2 separate regions of the Homo sapiens genome follow, and region 1 is linked to region 2. Evidence: read pairs that join two places in POLR2A ChIA-PET (ENCODE). Cell type or tissue: PC-9. All regions are shown on one strand. Links, peaks and the distances in the headings refer to the core of each region. The heading gives the core; the rest is flanking DNA. Region 1 overlaps LOC124904790. Region 2 overlaps COQ8B (coenzyme Q8B).

Region 1 (5,376 bases), core at 160-5,159, 460 kb after region 2:
GAGTTGGTTCCTTAGTGTCCTTCAAAAGTGGCCTGTGAGGTTCGGTTCTTTTGAGTATCAAGATGTTGGCAGAGCACTGTGGCTCACACCTGTAATCCCAGCATTTTGGGAGGCCAAGACAGGTGGATCACTTGAGGTCAGGAGTTTGAGACAACCCTGGCCAACATGGTGAAACCCTGTCTCTACTAAAAATACAAAAATTAGTCAGGCATGGTGGTGGATGCCTGTAATCCCAGCTACTCAGGAGGCTGAGCCAGGGGAATCGGTTGAACCTGGGAGGTGGAGGTTGCAGTGAACCAAGATCATGCCACTGCACTCCAGCCTGGGCGACAGAGTGAGACTCCCTCTCAAAAAAAAAAAAAAAAAAAAAAGATGCTGATTCCCTGACATGTTGGATCATGGCTATGTCAGAATCTAGGGATAAAATACTAACAAGTGCTTGGAAGAGTAAGTAAATGAAAGACAAGACAGTGATTGACTTCAGGATAAACAAGCCCGTATGAGAAAGGAAATGCCATCACTGAATAGTTCACTACACGGCCTAACTGTGGACTCTTATCTATTGCAGAGTCATCGTCATGCAAGCATTCAACATTGATTTAACTAGACATAGTGATAAATGTCCAGGCGTGGTGGCTCACACCTGTAATCCCAGCACTTTGGGAGGCCGAGGTGGGTGGATCACCTGAGGTCAGGAGTTTGAGACCAGCCTAGCCAACGTGGCAAAACCCTGTCTCTACTAAAAATACAAAAATTAGCCGGGCATGGTGGCGTGTGCCTGTAATCCCAGCTACTAGGGGGGCTGAGCAGGAGGATCACTTGAACCTGGGAGGCAGAGGTTGCAGTAAGCTGAGATCACGCTACTGTACTCCAGCCTGGGCGACAGAGTGAGACTCCAAAAAAACAAAGGAAGGAAAGAAGAAAGAAAAGAGAGAGAGACAGAGAGAAAGAAAGAAAGAAAGAAAGAAAGAAAGAAAGAAAGAAAGAAAGAAAGAAAGAAAGAAAGAAAGAAAGAAAGGAGGGAGGGAGGGAGGGAGGGAGGGAGGGAGGGAAGCTAAACAGAGCAACTGTGGGAGAGGAAGAAAATGAGCACTAAAGGGAGTTCTCCCCAAAGGTTTCCCAAAGTCTGCTTCTTGGAGGAATTCTATACAAGACTGAGGTCCCTAAATCTCCTAGATCCAGGCATAGTAGGCTGAATAACGCCACCCCACCCCGCCCGAAGATGTCCACACCCTAATGCTCAGAACCTGCGAACACATTCCCCGACATGGTAAATGAGGTTTTGCGGAAGTGATTAAGGATCTTGAGATGGAAGGGTCATTCTGGATTAGCTAGTGGACCCAAGGTAATCACAAGCATCCTTCTAACAGGAGAGCAGAAAGGTCACAGTCAGGCTGGGCACGGTGACTCACGCCTGTAATCCCAGCACTTTGTAAGGCGAAGGTGGGCGGATCACCTGAGGTCAGGAGTTCGAGACCAGCCTGGCCAACATGGTAAAACCCTGTCTCTACTAAAAATACAGAAATTAGCCAGTGTGGTGGCGTGTGCCTGTAGTCCCAGCTACTCAAATGGCTGAGGCACAAGGATCACTTGAACCTGGGAGGTGGAGGCTGCAGTGAGCCAAGATTGTGCTATTGCATTCCAGCCTGGGTGACAGAGCAAGACTGCATCTCAAAAAAAAAAAAAAAGAAAGAAAGGTCAGAGTCAGAGAAGATGTGACCACTGAAGCAGAGACTGGAGTGATGCAGTCAGAAGCCACGGCATGGAGGCAGCCTCCAGAGGCTGGGAGAAAAAAGTGACAGATTCTCCACTGAAACCTCCAGAAGGATCCAGCCCTGCTGACACTTGACTTTAGCCCGTTAAGGTTAGCTTCAGACTTCTGACCTCCAGAACTGTAAGATAATAAATCTGTGTTGATTTACACCACTAAGTTTGTGGAAATTTGTTAATGGCAGCAATAGAAAAATAATAACACCATCGGCCGGGTGCAGCGGTTCACGCCTGTAATCCCACCACTTTGGGAGGCCAAGGTGGGCAGATCATTTGAAGCCACGAGTTCGAGACCAGCCTGGCCAACACGGTGAAACCCTGTCTCTACTAAAAATACAAAAATCAGCCCAGTGTGATGGTGCATGCCTGTAGTCCCGGCTACTCGGGAGGCTGAGACAAAGGATCCCCTGAACCCAGGAGGTGGAGGTTGCAGTGAGCTGATCCCAAAGTGCTGGGATTACAGGCGTGAGCCACCGCGCCCAGACCCCTGTTTTTTTTCGTTTGTTTGTTTGTTTGTTTGTTTGTTTGTTTTGAAACAGAGTCTTGCTTTTGTTGCCCAGGCTGGAGTGCAGTGGTGCAATCTCGGCTCACTACAACCTCTGCCTCCCGGGTTCAAGCGATTCTCCTGCCTTTTCATCTCGGCCTTCCAAAGCACTGTGATTACAGGCATGAGCCACTGTGCCTGGCCTATTTATTTATTTATTTATTTCTAAGATGGAGTTTCGCTCTTGTTGCCCAGGCTGGAGTGCAATGGTGCCACCTCGGCTCACTGCAACTTCCACCTCCCGGGTTCAAGCAATTCTCCTGCCTCAGCCTCCCAGTAGCTGGGATTACAGGCAGGTGCCACCACGCCAAACTAATTTTGTATTTTTAGTACAGATGGGGTTTCACCTTGTTGATTAAGCTGGTCTCAAACTCCTGGACTAAAGCGGTCCACCCACCTCAGCCTCCCCAAGTGCTGGGATTACAGGCATGAGCCACCGCTCCCGGCCCTGGAGTAGCTTTTATGTGGCAACAGGAGTTAGAAATCCTTCTGTCCTAAACAGCTCAGGCTCCCACAACATACTATATATTGTCTTTCTCTTAGTCTTTGCCCAGGCTCTCCCTGCTCCCTCTGTGGTTGCAGTTAGGGTTCATTCTTGGTCCAGGGTTAAGATTCGTTCCAAGGCCTGGAACAGCAGTCAGTCTGTACCTGTGGTCAGGACACAAACTGATAACTTTTACTTTCCTGGAATGTCTACTGATCCTGTGACATTGTCCGGCCCCTGCTCATTCAGGTGCTGGAAGAGAATGCAAACTATTGGAGCCTCTGGTTTAGGTTTCCTCAAGGTCATCTCAGCCATACCCCTGTCTCCTAGAGAAATTTCTCAAGAGATTAAGGGACTCATTCAACTTGGCACATACCTTGGTTGCCTTAGGTACTTCTTTATCTTCAAAATAAATTGTGCCAAAGTCCTAGATATCAGAATGTCAACAGGGAGAGGTTCCCACCCAGGCCTCCCGTTTCCGCTTGCACCTTGCACCTGTTGGGCAGATGACTTTGCGCGAGTCACTTCCTGACTCTGGCCCTAAAACTTCTTTTGTAAAACAAAGGGCATGGGTCAGAGGGTCTCTAATGGGGTCCCAAGATTAAAATTTCACAGTTCTGAGTGTCTAGAGTCTCCAGGCAGTGTGGTACCAGCTCTGGATTCAGAGAGACCCAGGTTTGAGCCCAAAGCCTGGGAGTTACTGACTGGCTGGCCGTGGGAAAGTGACGGAACACTCCCAAGCCTCGGTTTCCTCACGTGTAAAATGGGAATTAACTAAGGCAATGCCTCTCAAACACTTGGCACAGCCCCTGGCATGGCATACAGTCCATGCCATTGCTGTTGAGTTTGTAATGATTATATATAATTAAGTCTGTGCTGACAATACGTAGCTACGTAGGACCAAGCATCCAGCAGAACGCACAGTCCGAGACACTCTAGGTTGTGGTAGTAACTGCTGTAAAATAACTCCTTTATTATTGCACGTCAGAATAGGCAAGAGAGTGTAACACAGAAAACATCAGCTACTCTTCAGGGTGGTGACTGCTCCTTAGTCTAGGTATGTACACCTGGAAGGGTCCGTGAACATTTTCCATGGGAGAGATGGATACAGAGATAAGTTAAAGGAAATTGCCGGGCGTGGTGGCTCACATCTGTAATCCCAGCACTTTGGGAGGTCGAGGCGGGTGGATCATGAGGTCAGGAGTTCAAGACCAGCCTGACTGAATTGGTGAAACCTTGTCTCTACTAAAAAATACAAAAATTAGCTGGGCTTGATGGCGGGAGAATCATTTGAACCCAGGTGACAGAGGTTGCAGTGAGCCAAGATGGCGCCACTGCACGCCAAGCCTGGGCGACAGAGTGAGACTCCGTCTCAAAATAAATAAATAAATAAATAAATAAATAAATAAATAAATAAAGGAAATTAATGCCCAAATCCTCACCTTTCAATTGAACAGTTCCCCGAGGAGACCTGCCTGAAAATGCCCCAGTTGTATAGGAATGATTTACCCATATCCTGTTTCACTTTTCACCCATCACTCACTTTTTCTTTTTCTTTCCTTTTTCCTTTTTCTTTCCTTTCTTTTTTTTTTTTTTTTTTTTTTTTTTTGAGACAGAGTCTTGCTCTGTCGCCCAGGATGGAGCACAGTGGCCCCATCTCAGCTCACTGCAACCTCCGCCTCCCAGGTTCAAGTGATTTTCCCGCCTCAGCCTCCCAAGTAGCTGGGATTACAGGCGCACACAACCACTCCTGGCTAATATTTGTATGTTTAGTAGAGATGGGTTTTCACCATGTTGCCCAGGCTGGTCTCAAACTCCTGACCTCCAGTGATCTGCCTGCCTCAGCCTCCCAAAGTGCTGGGATTACAGGCGTGAGCCACTGTGCCCAGACTTTCTCTTTTTCTTTTTTTTTTTTTTTTTGCCAGAAAGGGTCTTGCTCTGTTGCCCAGGCTGGAATGCAGTGGCTCAATCTTGGCTCACTGAAGCCTCAACTTCCCAAGCTCAAGCAATCCTCCCACCTCAGCCTCTTGAGTAGCTGGAATCACAGGTACGTGCCACCACACCTGGCTAATTTTTTTTTTTTTTTGTAAAGACAGTGTCTCACTATGTTGCCCAGGCTGGTCTTGAACTCCTGGGCCCAAGTGATTCTCCTGCCTCAGCCTCCCAAAATGCTGGGGTTACTGGAGTGAGCCACCATGCCTGGCCCCACTTTTTACTCACTTTTTTGTTCATTTGTTTGTTCCCACTTAAAAAAAAAAATCCTACCTCTCTTCCATTTTCAGTACATGCTCTCAGTGCTGAAATCCTCTGGTGACCAAATAGAGACATCTAGAACATTAATAGTGGTGTTAGGAGGAATTCAATTGACTGGGTAATAAATCCGCCTTCAAGTCTTTGCTTTTCAATGTTTTGTTTTCAATACTTTGCAGTCAACAAAACTAGAAGAGGACCTAGAGCAATTGCCAGCTGAGGAGTCATTCAACTATATTTTGAAGATAGGTGACCATTGATTTTTGGCATATAGCTTAGAAGGAGTTAAAAGAATTAAGGGACATTGCTATACTGATATTCTTTGGAT
Region 2 (5,376 bases), core at 195-5,194:
GCACAGAGAGGTCAGGCTGCTGTTCCCTGTTTTAATCACCACAGCAATGCTAGGAGGTGTGTACTCTGGTGATTCCCATTTTACAGATGGGGAAAGTGAGGCTCAGAGGCAGGGAGTGGGGCAGTGAAGCCAGGAAGGTCAGGCAGGTCAGAGGAGATGGAGCCTGCCTCCCTCACCGCCCTCCCCCACTGGGCACTCACCAGCATCTGCCAGCGGGGCATGAAGTCGGCGCTCTGGCGGACCCGCTCAAAGATGTGCTGCAGCTGAGGGCTGATGAAGCTGTTGTCTTGGGAGACAGTGGAACCAGGGGGGAAGTAAGCGAAGAGGTGAGGAGGGACCCCGTGTGAGTATCTGAAGTTGGGGCCTGTTGGTGGGTAGGGCTGGGGTAGAAGGGAGGTCAGGGGTCAGGAGTCGAGGGTCATGCTGTACCCTGGATGCTGAGCATCTGGCCAACCTTGAGGGCGGCCCCTCGAACTGTACATAAGGTCTGCACAATCCGCTCGGCATTGGCCTCCGACAGGAAGGGGCTGGAGTCCAGCCCAGAACCACCCTCTGGGGAGAGAACAACCATTAGAATTATAACCACAAATATCATCACTGCGGCCAGGCCCGGCGGCCCACGCCTGTAATCCCAGCACTTTGGGAGACCCAGGCGGGATGAACACAGGAGTCTGAGACCAGTCTGGGCAACAGTGACATCCTTTCTCTATTAAAAAAAATATATATCATCTGCACACCAACAGGAATGGCTAAAACGAAATACGGAGGCCAGGCTTGTTGGCTCGCGCCTATAATCCCAACACTGGGAGGTCAATGCAGGAGGATGGCTTGAGTCAAGGAGTTCCAGACCAGCCTGGATAACAAAGCAAGACCCTGTCTCTAATTAGCTGGGTGTATGGTGGCATGTGCCTGTAGTCCCAGCTACTCAGGAGGCTGAGGCAGGAGGATTGCTTGAGCCCTGGAGGTTGAGGCTGCAATGAACTGTGATCGCACCATTGCACTCCAGCCTGGGCAACCAAGCAATACCCTGTCTCGGGAAAAAAAAAAAAAAAAGAAAAGAAAGAAAGAAAAATAAACATAAGTTAAAACAAATTGCAGGAGAGTCAAAGAGTAACTACTACAGTATTGAATAGATGAGCTATCACTACACACAACAGCCCAGGTGGGTCTCAAAAATGTAATGCTGAGTGAAAGCAGCCGGGTGCATGAAATCATCACCCAGTTACACTGATATAAAGAGCAAAACAAGGCCAAACAAATCCAGGGTCCAGGAGCCAAGACAGAGGTCACCCTTGGTGAGGGGAGTGACCAGGTGGGGACATGAGAAGGGCAACGATTCTCGAAATGTGGGCCAGGGACCCCTGAGGGTCCCTGAGACCATTCAGAGGGGTCTGAGAGATCAAACTATTTTTATCGTAACATTAAGATGTTATTTTCCCCTTTCTGCTCTCATGCGTCTAAGAACATTCACTGGAGTTCTCCAGAGGCTCCAGGACATGTGAGGACACCATCAGACTGACAGCTGATGGAATGTGTACGTGTGTACTCTTGTGTTTTAAAAATATCTCTGTATTTTTGTTGTGTTTTTGAGACAGTGTCTCACTCTATCACCCAGGCTGGAGTGCAGCGGCACAATCATGGCTCACTGCAACCTCCTGGGCCCAAGTGATCCTCCTGCCTTAACCTCCTGAGTAGCTGGGACTACAGGTATGCACCACCATGCTTGGCTAATATTTTTACTTTCTGTAAAAATGGGGCCTCGCTATGTCACTCAGACTGGTCTCAAATTCCTGACCTCAAGGGATCCTCCCGCCCCAGCTTCCCAAAGTGTTGGGATTACAGGCGTAAGCCACCGCACCTGGCCTAAAAATTTCTCAGTTTTAATTTCTAATATGGTAGACATTGATAACTATAATCCACATAAATAAGCTCTTTGGAGGCTCATTCTAACAGTTTTATTGAGAAATAATTCACATACTGTTATAATTCACCATTTAAGTTATATAATTCAATGATTATTAGTATATTCACAGAGTTGTGCAAGCATCACCAGAATCAATTTTAGGACAGTTACACCACGCAAAAAAGAAACCTGGCTGGGAGTGCTGGCTCATGCCTGTAATCCCAGCACTTTGGGACGTCGGGGCGGGATCACTTGAGTTCATGAGTTTGAGACCAGCCTGGGCAATATGGTAAAACCCTGTTTCTACAAAAAATACAAAAATTAGCTGGGCATGGTGGTGCATGCCTATAGTCCCAGCTACTCAGGAGGCTGAGGCAGGAAGATCACTTGGACCCAGGAGGTAGAGGTTACAGTGAGCCGTGATCCCGCCACCGCACTCCAGCCTGGGTGACAGAGTGAGACCTTGTCTCAAAAAAAGAAAAAAAAAAAAGAAACCCTATACCCATTAGCAGTCACTCTTCATTTCCCCCAATCTCCCCAGGCCTTGACAACCACTAATCTACTTTATGTCCCTACAGATTTTCCTATTTTGTACATTTCATATTAATGGAATCATTCAATATGTGGTTTTTCAGTGTGTGGTTGCTTTTACTTAGTGTTTTTTTTTTTTGAAACAGTGTCTCGCTCTGTCTCCAAGGCTGGAGTACAATGGCATGATCTTGGTTCACTGCAACCTCCGCCTCCCCGGTTCAAGCAATTCTCCTGCCTTACCCCCCACCCAAGTAGCTGGGGTTACAGGCACCCACCACCACATCCAGCTAATTTTTTGTATTTTTAGTAGAATCAGGATTTCGCCATATTGGACAGGCTGGTCTTGAACTCCTCACCTCAGGTGATCCACCTGCCTCGGCCTGCCAAAGTGCTGGGATTACAGGCGTGAGCCACCGCAACCGGCCTCACTTAGTGTTTTCAAGATTCATCTACATTGCAGCATGTGTCAGCCCTTCATTCCTTTTTATGGCTGGATAATATTCCATTGTATGCCTATCACATTTTATTCATCCATTCATCAGTTTTAAAGGTGTGCAGGGATCCTGAGACCAAGAAGTTTGAGAGCAGCTATTCTAGGGTTTCTTACTCTGGGTACGGACAAATGTACTTTGTGAAAACGCACCAAGCCATACACTTACAGGTATGTGTACCTGGGTTTATATGCAAATTACATTTCAGCTTTGGCAAAACATTTATTTTTCTTTTTTTAATATGAACACTTTATGAATTTATGTGTCATCTTTGCACAGAGGCCGTGCTAATTTTCTCTGTCTCATTCCAATTTTTATTTATATGTGATGCTGAAGCAAGCACAGCACAACAAAGCAATTCTTAAGCCTTTATTAATTTTGAAGGCCAGTTGTGGTGGCTCACAGCTGTAATCCCAGCACTTTAGGAGGCCAGGGTAAGAGGATCTCTTGAGCCCAGAAGTTCAAAGCTGCAGTGAGCCATGACTCACCACTGCACTCTAGCCTGGGTGACAGCAAGACTCTATCTCTTAAAATAAAATTTAAAATAAAATAAAATGTTATTGAGCTCATTATTGAGCTGTTCCAGGCAGAATCCTAAGTGTCTTTGTGGATTCTCTGGCTGAATGCCCACAATCACACCTGGAAGTAAGAATTATCAATCCTTTAATTTTCAAGGTGAGAAAGCAAGAGACTCAAAGAGGTGCAGCACCTATCCCTGGGTCACATAGCATGGAAGTGGCAGAGTGGGGTGTAGACTCAGGCTGGTCATACCCAAACCCTAATCCTCCACCTACCCTCAACTTTTTATTTTGAAAAAAATATCCAGGCTGGGTGTGGTGGCTCATGCCTGTAATCCCAGCACTTTGGGAGGCTGAGCAGGGAGGATCACTTGAGGCTAGGAGTTCCAGACCGGCCTGGGCAACATGGCAAAACCTTCTCTCTACAAAAAATACAAAAAATTAGCCAGGCGTGGTGGCACGTGTCTATAATCCCAGCTATGCAGGAGGCTGAGGTGGGAGGATCACCTGAGCCTGGGGAAGTCAAGGCTGCAGTGAGCCATGATCGTACCATTGCATTCCAGCCTGGGTGACACAGCAAGACCCTGTCTCCAAAAAAAAAAAGACAGAAAAAAATCCAAACAGAAAAGTTGCATGCATAATATCGTGAACACCTGCACACCCGCACACCCTCCACCTCGATTCAACATGGTACCATTCTGCTTCGTCTGCTTTATCTGTGCGTGTACCCACACACTTACTATTATTATTTTTTGCTGACCCACTTGCATGTAGTTGCACTTAAGCTTTGCTAAGAATAAGGATATTCCCCTACACAATCACAGTACCATAATCACATGTAAGAAAATTAACACCAATTCCTTAACATCTGCCATGCAGTCCATATTCAGATTTTCCATTTGTCTCCAAAAAGTCTTTCATGGCTGTTTTTTCCAAACTGATATGCAATCATGGTTCAGATGCTCCATTTGTCAAATAATGTCTCTTTCATCTGTTTTTAATCTGGAATATCCACCCCCACTTGTTTCAAGACATTGACTTGTTGAGGGAACCTCCACCTACCCTCAACTTTTTATTTTATTTTTTATAACGGCAAATGCTACACATCTAATTCCATCTCTGATGTACACAGACCCTCGCTGGCACTTCTATTTTCAGCTTTCTGCTCCTGCTCCAAGTTAGGAACTCCCAATGGCTTAAATGTTTTCTCAGATAATCTAATATGTGGCTGGGCACAGTGGCTCATGCTATAATCCCAGCACTTTGGGAGGCCAAGGCGGGTGGATCATGAGGTCAGGAGTTGAAGACCAGCCTGGCCAACATGGTGAAACCGTCTCTACTAAAAATACAAAAATTAACCAAGCGTGGTGGCATGTGCCTATAATCCCAGCTACTTGGGAGGCTGAGGCAGGAGAATTGCTTAAACCTGGGAGGTGGAGGTTGCAGTGAGCCAAGACTGCGCCATTGTACTCCAGCCTGAGCGACAGAGTGAGACTCCATCTCAAATTAAAAAAAAAAAATCTAATATGCTTCTCTTAATCATGACCCTGATAGTGGTTTAGGCCTGTTCAAAGCACTTCACAATGACTCTAAGAGGTGGGTAAATTATCACCACCTCCATCTTCCGCATGAGGAAACTGGAGCTCAGAGGGGTGAAGTCACTTGCCCCAGGTCACACAGCAAAGCCAGGATCTGAACCCAGGCAGTGTGGCTCACTCACCTGACTGCAGACGACCTCCTGGCATGGACTTCTTAGCCATCTCGGCCAGTACTCCTAGCCCCAAGCCCACAGCCAGTCCTGGAGTGCAAGAGAAGAACATGAGTGCCCGTTTGCCTGGGGTGCCCCCAGCCTAACCCACTCTCCTTTCTCAGTTTTTCTCCAAGAATGCTTGTCTCCCAACTCTTTTTATTTTTTCTTTTGTTTGAGATGGAG

Evidence for each region. Peaks named below come from ENCODE experiments on the same cell type or tissue, not always from the same donor. Only the 100,000 strongest peaks of a DNase experiment are listed, where the experiment ranks them.
Region 1: POLR2A ChIA-PET joins it to region 2 with 5 read pairs; 6 of 35 experiments call an interaction of 5 or more read pairs at or near these places.

What each region holds. Positions count from the first base shown.
Region 1 is chr19:41,164,047-41,169,422 of GRCh38, forward strand. All of the region lies in intron 2 of LOC124904790, which reads right to left. Among named protein-coding and RNA genes, the nearest start is that of CYP2S1, 26 kb to the right of the region's middle. RefSeq lists an enhancer at 3,098-3,392. In PC-9, for the core only: no CTCF peak of the experiment used is centred there; a DNase peak (open chromatin) is centred at 3,135; H3K27ac peaks cover 1,291 bases.
Region 2 is chr19:40,704,896-40,710,271 of GRCh38, forward strand. It overlaps COQ8B (coenzyme Q8B), which reads right to left. Exons shown (of 15, transcript NM_024876.4): 5 at 5,164-5,241; 6 at 430-552; 7 at 201-286. It also overlaps the pseudogene RNU6-195P. Among named protein-coding and RNA genes, the nearest start is that of COQ8B, 9.3 kb to the right of the region's middle. In PC-9, for the core only: no CTCF peak of the experiment used is centred there; no DNase peak of the experiment used is centred there.